Linked DNA regions of Homo sapiens: region 2 is linked to region 1. A link is a contact called in ENCODE Hi-C or POLR2A ChIA-PET data. All regions are on one chromosome and are shown on one strand. Each heading gives the region's core, a stretch centred on a gene start or an enhancer-like site at or near the end of the contact. The rest is flanking DNA. Distances are from core to core; before and after follow the strand shown.

The links. A loop is a pair of places that touch in the nucleus more often than their neighbours do. ChIA-PET counts read pairs that join two places held with the same protein, here RNA polymerase II (POLR2A). Pooled maps may share reads with other maps.
Region 2: a map of mammary epithelial cell shows a loop between it and region 1 (4-fold over the local background). The contact joins two enhancer-like sites. A Hi-C loop is called at or near these places in 2 of 168 maps with a recorded cell type or tissue (mammary epithelial cell and prostate gland) and 2 of 50 pooled maps. POLR2A ChIA-PET finds 5 or more read pairs at or near these places in 9 of 52 experiments (A673, AG04450, BJ and 6 more).

What each region holds. Positions count from the first base shown.
Region 1 is chr12:93,623,197-93,627,045 of GRCh38, reverse strand. It overlaps a transcript of SOCS2 not described here. Among named protein-coding and RNA genes, the nearest start is that of CRADD, 52 kb to the left of the region's middle. RefSeq lists an enhancer at 1,293-2,492. Within about 2 kb of position 1,910, at least 7 of the 41 ENCODE cell types and tissues checked have a DNase peak (open chromatin) inside an H3K27ac peak, as active enhancers do; they include mammary epithelial cell, where a contact is called at or near this core.
Region 2 is chr12:93,589,767-93,593,615 of GRCh38, reverse strand. It overlaps a transcript of SOCS2 not described here. Among named protein-coding and RNA genes, the nearest start is that of SOCS2, 19 kb to the right of the region's middle. RefSeq lists an enhancer at 1,936-2,495. Within about 2 kb of position 2,180, at least 32 of the 41 ENCODE cell types and tissues checked have a DNase peak (open chromatin) inside an H3K27ac peak, as active enhancers do; they include mammary epithelial cell, where a contact is called at or near this core.

The DNA of each region.
Region 1 (3,849 bases), core at 661-3,160:
CCACCAGACCTCATCTCCAACATTGGAGATTACCATTCAACATGAGATTTGGTGGGGACATATATTCAAACTATATCAACAAGCATGGCACCAACATCTGCTCAGCTTCTAGTGAGGGCCTCAGGAAGCTTACAGTCATGATGGAAGGTCAAGTGGGAGCAAGGTGAGGGTGTTGTGCCACACTTTTTTAAACAACCAGACCCTGTGTGAACTCAGAATAAGAACTTACTTATCACCAAGAAGATGTGCTAACCGCTTAATGAAGGATACGCCCTCATGATCCAATTGCCTCCCATCAGGCCCCACCTCCAACATTGGGAATCACATTTCAACATGAGATTTGGAGGGGATAAACATCCAAACCATATCACTCCTCTCATAAACCTCAAAAAGTAAGGCAGATGACATGAAGGTTTAGAGAGTGCTGTAACACAGTTGCATACAAGGTACAGTGGTGGATGAAAAGTTCTGGTGCTATTTGGAAAGGTAAGAAGGCTGTAGGGGGGTTAAAACAAAAAAAGCTTGAGTTGAGTCTTGAAGGATACGTAGGGGTTCTCCAGGTGGATGAGGTGGAGAAGGGCATTCTGGGAAGAGAACAGTATGTTCAGAGGCTCTGATGTAAAGTATCCTGACCTGCTTGGTAATTGTGTGATTCGTTAGGTATGTCTGGATTTTAAAGCCTGTTGGGAGGTTGCAGTGGGGGTAGAGGGAGGCCAGCAAGATAAGGCTAGTAGGGTGAGCTGTGCTAAGGGGGGAGGACTGAGCACATTCAGCAAAGGTAGCGTTCTATTGCATTTATGGCTGCATTCAGCAGAGACCAGACATTACCTTAAGAAGCCTTCAAGGAGTACATTGTTAAGAGAGAACGGCATCTGTGGGATAAATAGAAAGAGGCTCATTTTACTTTAACTACACCCCAGAAAGATCTAAGCAATGATCTCAGGCTGGAAAGAACCAAACCTTTGGCAGAACCGTCTAAAACCCAGGCGCTGAGGATTTGCCGTGGTGTCCACCTTGGGTCCCAATTGCTTCTGTTGTTGCTTTTATCAGGCCTTTTTCTCATGGTTACTGAGCACCCAGTATTTGCAGGCCTGCTTTAAAATAACAAGATAGAGTATCACCACTACCTCAGTTAGTCTCATTATTGAGGGATTTCAGATACAGGGTTCTGACGCAGAGCAACTGAAGGTAGCAAAGCAAACAACACAATGTGCTAAGAGAGCAGTTTCCCTTTTACAAAATAGTAATGATATGGAATTATTTTCACCAAGTAATTCTCTTTTTTTTTTTTTTTTTTTTTGAGATGGTCTCACCCTGTTGCCCAGGCTGGAGTGCAGTGGCGTGATCTCAGCTCATTGCAACCTCCGCCTCCCAGGTTCAAGCAATTCTCCTGCCTCAGCCTCCCGAGTAGCTAAGATTACAGGCACGTGCCACCACACCCAGCTAATTTTTGTGTTTTTAGTAGAGACTGGGTTTCACCATGTTGGCCAGGCTGGTCTCAAACTCCTGACCTCTGGTGATCCACTCGCCTGGGCCTCCCAAAGTGCTGAGATTACAAATGTGAGCCACCGCGCCCGGCCCTCAATAAATTCGTAAGCTTTGAAGGGCTGAATCCTGAGTTTGACAATTTTGGCTAAACCTGGGACTTGGTTAAAGACTAAGTAACTGTACCTTTATTTCAATTGCATGAACTAGAAAACTACAAAACAAGTGAAGACATGCACTGAGAAAGTGGAGTATACTATGACGGTAAATAGAAACTTTTTTTAGCATTTTAATGACAGAGAGAGATTGTGTGTGTATGACACATCAACAACAAATAAATAAAAGAACTGGTGAGGATAGATGAGTCACTGAGAATGTTTAAAACTATTTGGCTCCCCCAGGAGATGACCAGATAGTCAGTGAATGATTCAGCATGGGAAATAACCAGTAAGAGCAAATGCGAATGCTAAAGGGATATGAAAGAAATCTCAGAGATGGGGAAAACACTGGGGTCTTCACTTGCCACTGAGAGTTTTAAAAAGATTATCTCAGGGGATTAGTAAAAGGCAGGGCTTCAACCTGCTTGTTCTAAAGGTAGCTCATAAGGTATAGTCGAGAAAGAACAGGAAGAAGCATTAGTCACTATATTTAGCTATTAACCCAAGAAGATTGTTTCCACAAAGAAACCTCTTGTTAGGTCTTGTTTTAGGGTTCTATCTTTAGTATGAAATCAGAAACAACTTTGCCCACACAGTGGCATACTGTGTACTTCTACTTATTTTACCCTGCCCCCAACTTAATGGGAGCAACTTAATGGGTTCCAGCAATTTCTGATGCCTGCAGCATTCATGTATCACACTCTGTTCTGCTCTTATAAAACAGTGCCTTCCAGAGTGACTTGGGTGATGAGTATTGTCTTAGTCTGTTTGTGCTGCTATAACAAAACACCTAAGAACTGGTAATTAACACATAATAGATTTTTTTTTTTTTTTAGATGGAGTCTCTCTCTGTTGCCAGGCTGAGTGCAGTGGTGCAATCTCGGCTCACTACAACCTCCGCCTCCCGGATTCAAGTGATTCTCCTGCCTCAGCCTCCCTAGTAGCTGGGACTACAGGTGCCTGCCACCACACCTGGCTAATTTTTTGTATTTTAAGTAGAGACAAGGTTTCACCATGTTGGTCAGGATGATCTCAATCTCTTGACCTCGTGATCCACCCGCCTTGGCCTCCCAGAGTGCTGGGATTACAGGCGTGAGCCACTGCGCTTGGCCAGAAATGTATTTTTCATAGTTCTGGAAGCTGGGAAGTCCAAAGTCAAAGCGCTGGCAGGTTTCGTGTCTGGTGAGGGCCTAGTCTTTGCTTTCAAGATGGCACCTTGACCTCTGTGTCCTCATGTGGTGGAAGGGATGGAAGGATAACAAGGGACAAACACTAGTTTCCTCCAGACCTTTTACAAGGCGGCTAATCCCATTCATGAGGCTTTCACTCTCATGACTTAATTACCTCCTAAAGACCCCACCTATTAATATTCGTGATTAAGACCAGGCGCAGTGGCTCAGGCTGGGTGGGGTGGCTCACACCTGTAATCCCAGCACTTTGGGAGGCTGACGTGGGTGATCACCTGAGGTCAGGAGTTCAAGACCAGCCGGGCCAACAAGACAAAACCCTGTCTTTACTAAAAATACAAAAATTAGCTGGACATGGTGGTGTGTGCCTGTAATCCCAGCTATTTGGGAGGCTGAGGCAGGAGAATCGCTTGAGCTCGGGAGGCGGAGGTTGCAGTGAGCTGAGATCGCGATTGCACTCCTGCGTGGGCAGCAGAGCGAGACCCTGTCTCAAAAAAAAAAAAATTCATGATTAAATGTCAACTTGTGAATTTTAGAGGATGCATTTAGACCACAGCTAGTACCTAGAGGGTAGTGCCCATGTCTCTATACAGCATTTTAAATGGCATCTTACATGTTCACCCAGAGACACCATAAATATTGGTTGGTGCTTGTGTAAGTCCGTTTTCACACTGCTATAAAGAACTTCCCGGTGCAGCACACCAGCATGGCACATGTATACATATGTAACTAACCTGCACATTGTGCACATGTACCCTAAAACGTAAAGTATAATAATAATAAATTAAAAAATAATGATAATAAATAAATAAATAAAAAGAACTTCCCTGAGACTGGGTAATTTATAAAGGAAAGAGGTTTAATTGATTCACAGTTCCACATGGCTAGGGAGGCCTCAGGAAACTTATAATCATGGCTGCAGGTGAAGGGGAAGCAAGGCACGTCTTACATGGCAGCAGGAGAAAGGAGTGAGTGAGAGGAGGAAAACTTCTTGGCACTTAAACCATCAGATCTCGTGA
Region 2 (3,849 bases), core at 931-3,430, 34 kb after region 1:
AAGGTAATTGGGATGCTACTATGATCATTTATAAACAATTTAATAGCAATGTGAACCACATGTTTTTTGAAACATATCTTGGTATCTGGCTTCATCTGTAATAGGTCTTACCTATACAAATCTAAATTAAAATTTGATTTTAATTTAATTCTAATATCTAATTTATTTCTGTTCCTTGTATATGTAAATCAAGGTCAAGTTGCTTCCAGTATCTCAGGCTGAGCCCTATTTGTTTGCTTTTCTTAAACCTCCTTCTCTAACCATAAAAGCTCTCTCTTCTGGAGCTTTAAAGAAGATGCTGTGTTTCTGAGTAGGCGGAGAGCTTTAGGCATTTGGGAGTCATAGCAGATCAGCTATCCCACTGGAGGCAGGATCTAGATATAGAGTCGGGTCAGCGTGATAATAATCTTAGGCAAAGCTAATTCCCTCTCCAGAACCACCTTCCAGTTGTAGGAAATCAGTTTCATTGTTCCTAGAACTGGCCACCCAATCTGGTGTCAGGAGTGGGTGCAGAGGATAACTGGTATGAAAAGAAACAAACACAAAAGGGGAGAGAGAAGGCAGGAAACCAGGATAAGGGGACAGAGAGTAGGGAACTGGAGAAACTTTTACTATAGTTGTGCTTAATCGATGTCCTTTGAACAGAACTAATTGAAGATGATATTATTACACATACCAAAAAAAAAAAAAAAAAAAAAGCTTTCTCAGTCCTACCCTAGGGTTTTTAAAGACAGCTGTCTATGAAGCCACAGTCAAGGCATAGAGCCATGTGCCTGTCCCATAGCTGTGAATGTCTCTGATCAAGGCTGGGACGAAGTTGTTGAGGCCTTTCCACTAGGTTTCTCAGACATCTTTTCTAGAATAGAGATTTAACTTCAAGGGCAATTAATTAGCAAATAAACAAGTTTATTCGATCTCAATGGAAAATATGCTGTTTAAAAATGAACAGTATTTTAAGGAAAACCCTCAGCTATGTGTACAACTTGAAAGACAGAATTTATTTCCATCTGAAATATGCATGGGAACAACCTTTTGGGAATGTGATTTGAAAGTAAATATCTATTAAAATGTTAAGTGCCATGTACCCTTGGGCCCCAAAGTTCCACTTCTAAGAATGTACTCAACATATATGTTCCCATAAGCACACAGCAACAATTAGCACACAGATTTGTACCGCACCGTTGTTTGTAATAGCACGAAACTGGGAACAACCTGTATATCCACTAGCAGGAGACTGATTCAATCAGTAATGGTACATTCATATCATGGAATATTGTGCAGCTGTTGAAAAGAATGAGGCAAAGCCTTATGTTGCCATGAAGATATAAATAGATATATAGAGAGAAAGGTAGACATAGAGAGTCCAAATATTAAATTTTAAAAGCAAATTGCAGAGCAGAAAGTATAGTACAATAATATTTGTGTGTGCTTTAAAACATGATTTAAATAGAGGCTTCGACTGCATTAAAAAAATTCTGGAACAATAAAAAGGAAACTTTTAATAATAGTTACCTCTGGGGAGTGGGACGGGAGTTGGACAATTTTTTCATTTTGTGCACTTCTGAACTGACTAAATTTTGAACCATGAGCATGTTATCACTTTTAGAATAATTGAAAAACTAGCTCCTAAGAAGAGGTTGTATTTACCCTGCATTAACAAAAACAAAAGGGATGCTCTTATCTGGGACAATCTATAGAAGCCACATCCCTGGCCACATTCTCATATACGGTCTAGTGAGACCCTTAAGACTACGTGAAAAGATTAAAATAACCCATGAGATATGCGGCAAAAACATTGCACCCAGCCGTCTGCTCTCAATACCACACTCATCTGGTGCGCTTCCAAAGTGAAACGCCTTGACGTTGGTCAGCCTGTGACCGGCTCCTTGCTGCCGACGCTGGGTTACATAAGGTCCTGGGAGACCCGAGCGGCGCCCCGGACGCGTCTGGGAGGAGCCGCCACGCCACAGCTCCGTGGGGCTCCGCACTCTACCCTGGCCACAGACAAAAAGAACTTCTGCTGCATCACCCCGTGGCGCCAGGATCACTTCCCTCTTGAGAGACAGTGTGTGCACATCGTAGACGCTAGAGCCAGCCCCTGCAGGAACTCCGTTTGAAAATTCTTCAAGGAGAAATAACCGAAACTCTGAGATTCCTCTTGCCGCAGACAGACAGACAGACAGCCACACACGAACGCACACACGCTTTCTCCTCGCTCCCATCTTGTTCATTCTCCCTTAACTAGTTCCTAGAAATATCTAGCCGGGCTAATTCATTTCCGTTCCTTGTATATGTAAATCAAGGTCAAGTCGCTTCCAGTATCTCGGGCTGAGCCTTGTTTTTTTTTTTTTGTTTGTTCGTTTGTTTTTTTTTTAAAAAACACCTCCCTTTCTAACCATAAAAGCTCTCTCTTCTGGCGCTTCATTAGCCTAGTGATTAAATGTCAAGTCTCCCGAACAAGCTGGATTTGAAGGTCTGTAACGTAACTACTTCTTCCAAATCGAAAATGTTTACTCTCCTAAAATTTATATTTCAATAAAGCGTTAAAAAAAATTAGTCATTTTGTTCCAAGAGTGTTCGGAGGCTAAACTGCACTGCCAACAAGTAAAAACTTGTTATCCAGACCATTAGTGTTAAGGGAAAAGCCAGTAAGTTTAAAGAAAAAGTAACTCATCATATTACCAGGTAATCACTCTCATTTCTTCACTAACAATACCTAATTTGCTCTTCAAATAATTATAATATAAATGAAGAAAAGGATTGTACTTTTCATGTGTACACTGGGAAGCTAACTTTTTTTTTTTTTTTTTTTTTTTTTTTTTTTTTTTTTTTGAGGCGGAGTCTTGCTCTGTCGCCCAGGCTGGAGTGCAGTGGCGCCATCTCGGCTCTGCCTGCTGGGTTCAAGCGATTCTTTCTGCCTCAGCCTCCGGAGTAGCTGGGATTACAGGCACGTGCCACCACGCCCAGCTAATTTTTGTATTTTTAGTAGAGACAGGTTTCACCATGTTGGCCAGGATGGTCTCGATCTCCTGACCTCGTGATCCGCCCACTTCGGCCTCCCAAAGTGCTGGGATTACAGGCCTGAGCCACCACGCCCATACGGGAAGCTAACTTTTAATAGTTCGTTTCTCCTAAACTCTGCTCTCCTCTCCAAAAAAACTGTTCTTGTTAGAACAGTAAACAGCAATCAGACTCAAATTAATCCCAGAGTAGTCTCTCTGGTTACCAGATTGAGAAATGTTATTGGAAAATAAAAGGGAAAAAGTGCCTTTTTCTAAAATCTTGGGTGCTAGTCTTGCGTCGGTAGCTAAAACTGTATTTTACTGTATCAGTAATGCTTAAAAGTCCAAATACAGTACTTGCTTATTCTTTTTTTTTTTTGAGACTGAGTCTCGCTCTGTCACCCAGTCTGGAGTGCAGTGGCGCGATCTCAGCTTACTACAACCTCCACCTACCGGGTTCAAGCCTCCTGAGTAGCTGAGATTATAGGCGCGCACCACCACACCAGGCCAATTTTTGTATTTTTGGTAGAGATGGAGTTTCATCGTGTTGGTCAGGCTGGTCTCGAACTCCTGACCTCATGATCCGCTCACCTTGGCCTCCCAAAGTGCTGGGATTACAGGCGTGAGCCACCACACCCGGCCTGGAAGGTCCATCTCAACAATCCAGTACTTTGTCAACCATCTCAGCTTTGCCACTAATGGAAGTGCTGTTAACAGCCCTCAAAACTGAAGTTCCTTTATTTCTTCTGCCACTTGAGAAAAAGTTTTGCCACAAAGTTCTAATAACACTAAGTCCCTACAAATCAACTTGGAAACGTCTACATGTGTTTCTCCTGGAAAAAGTGCC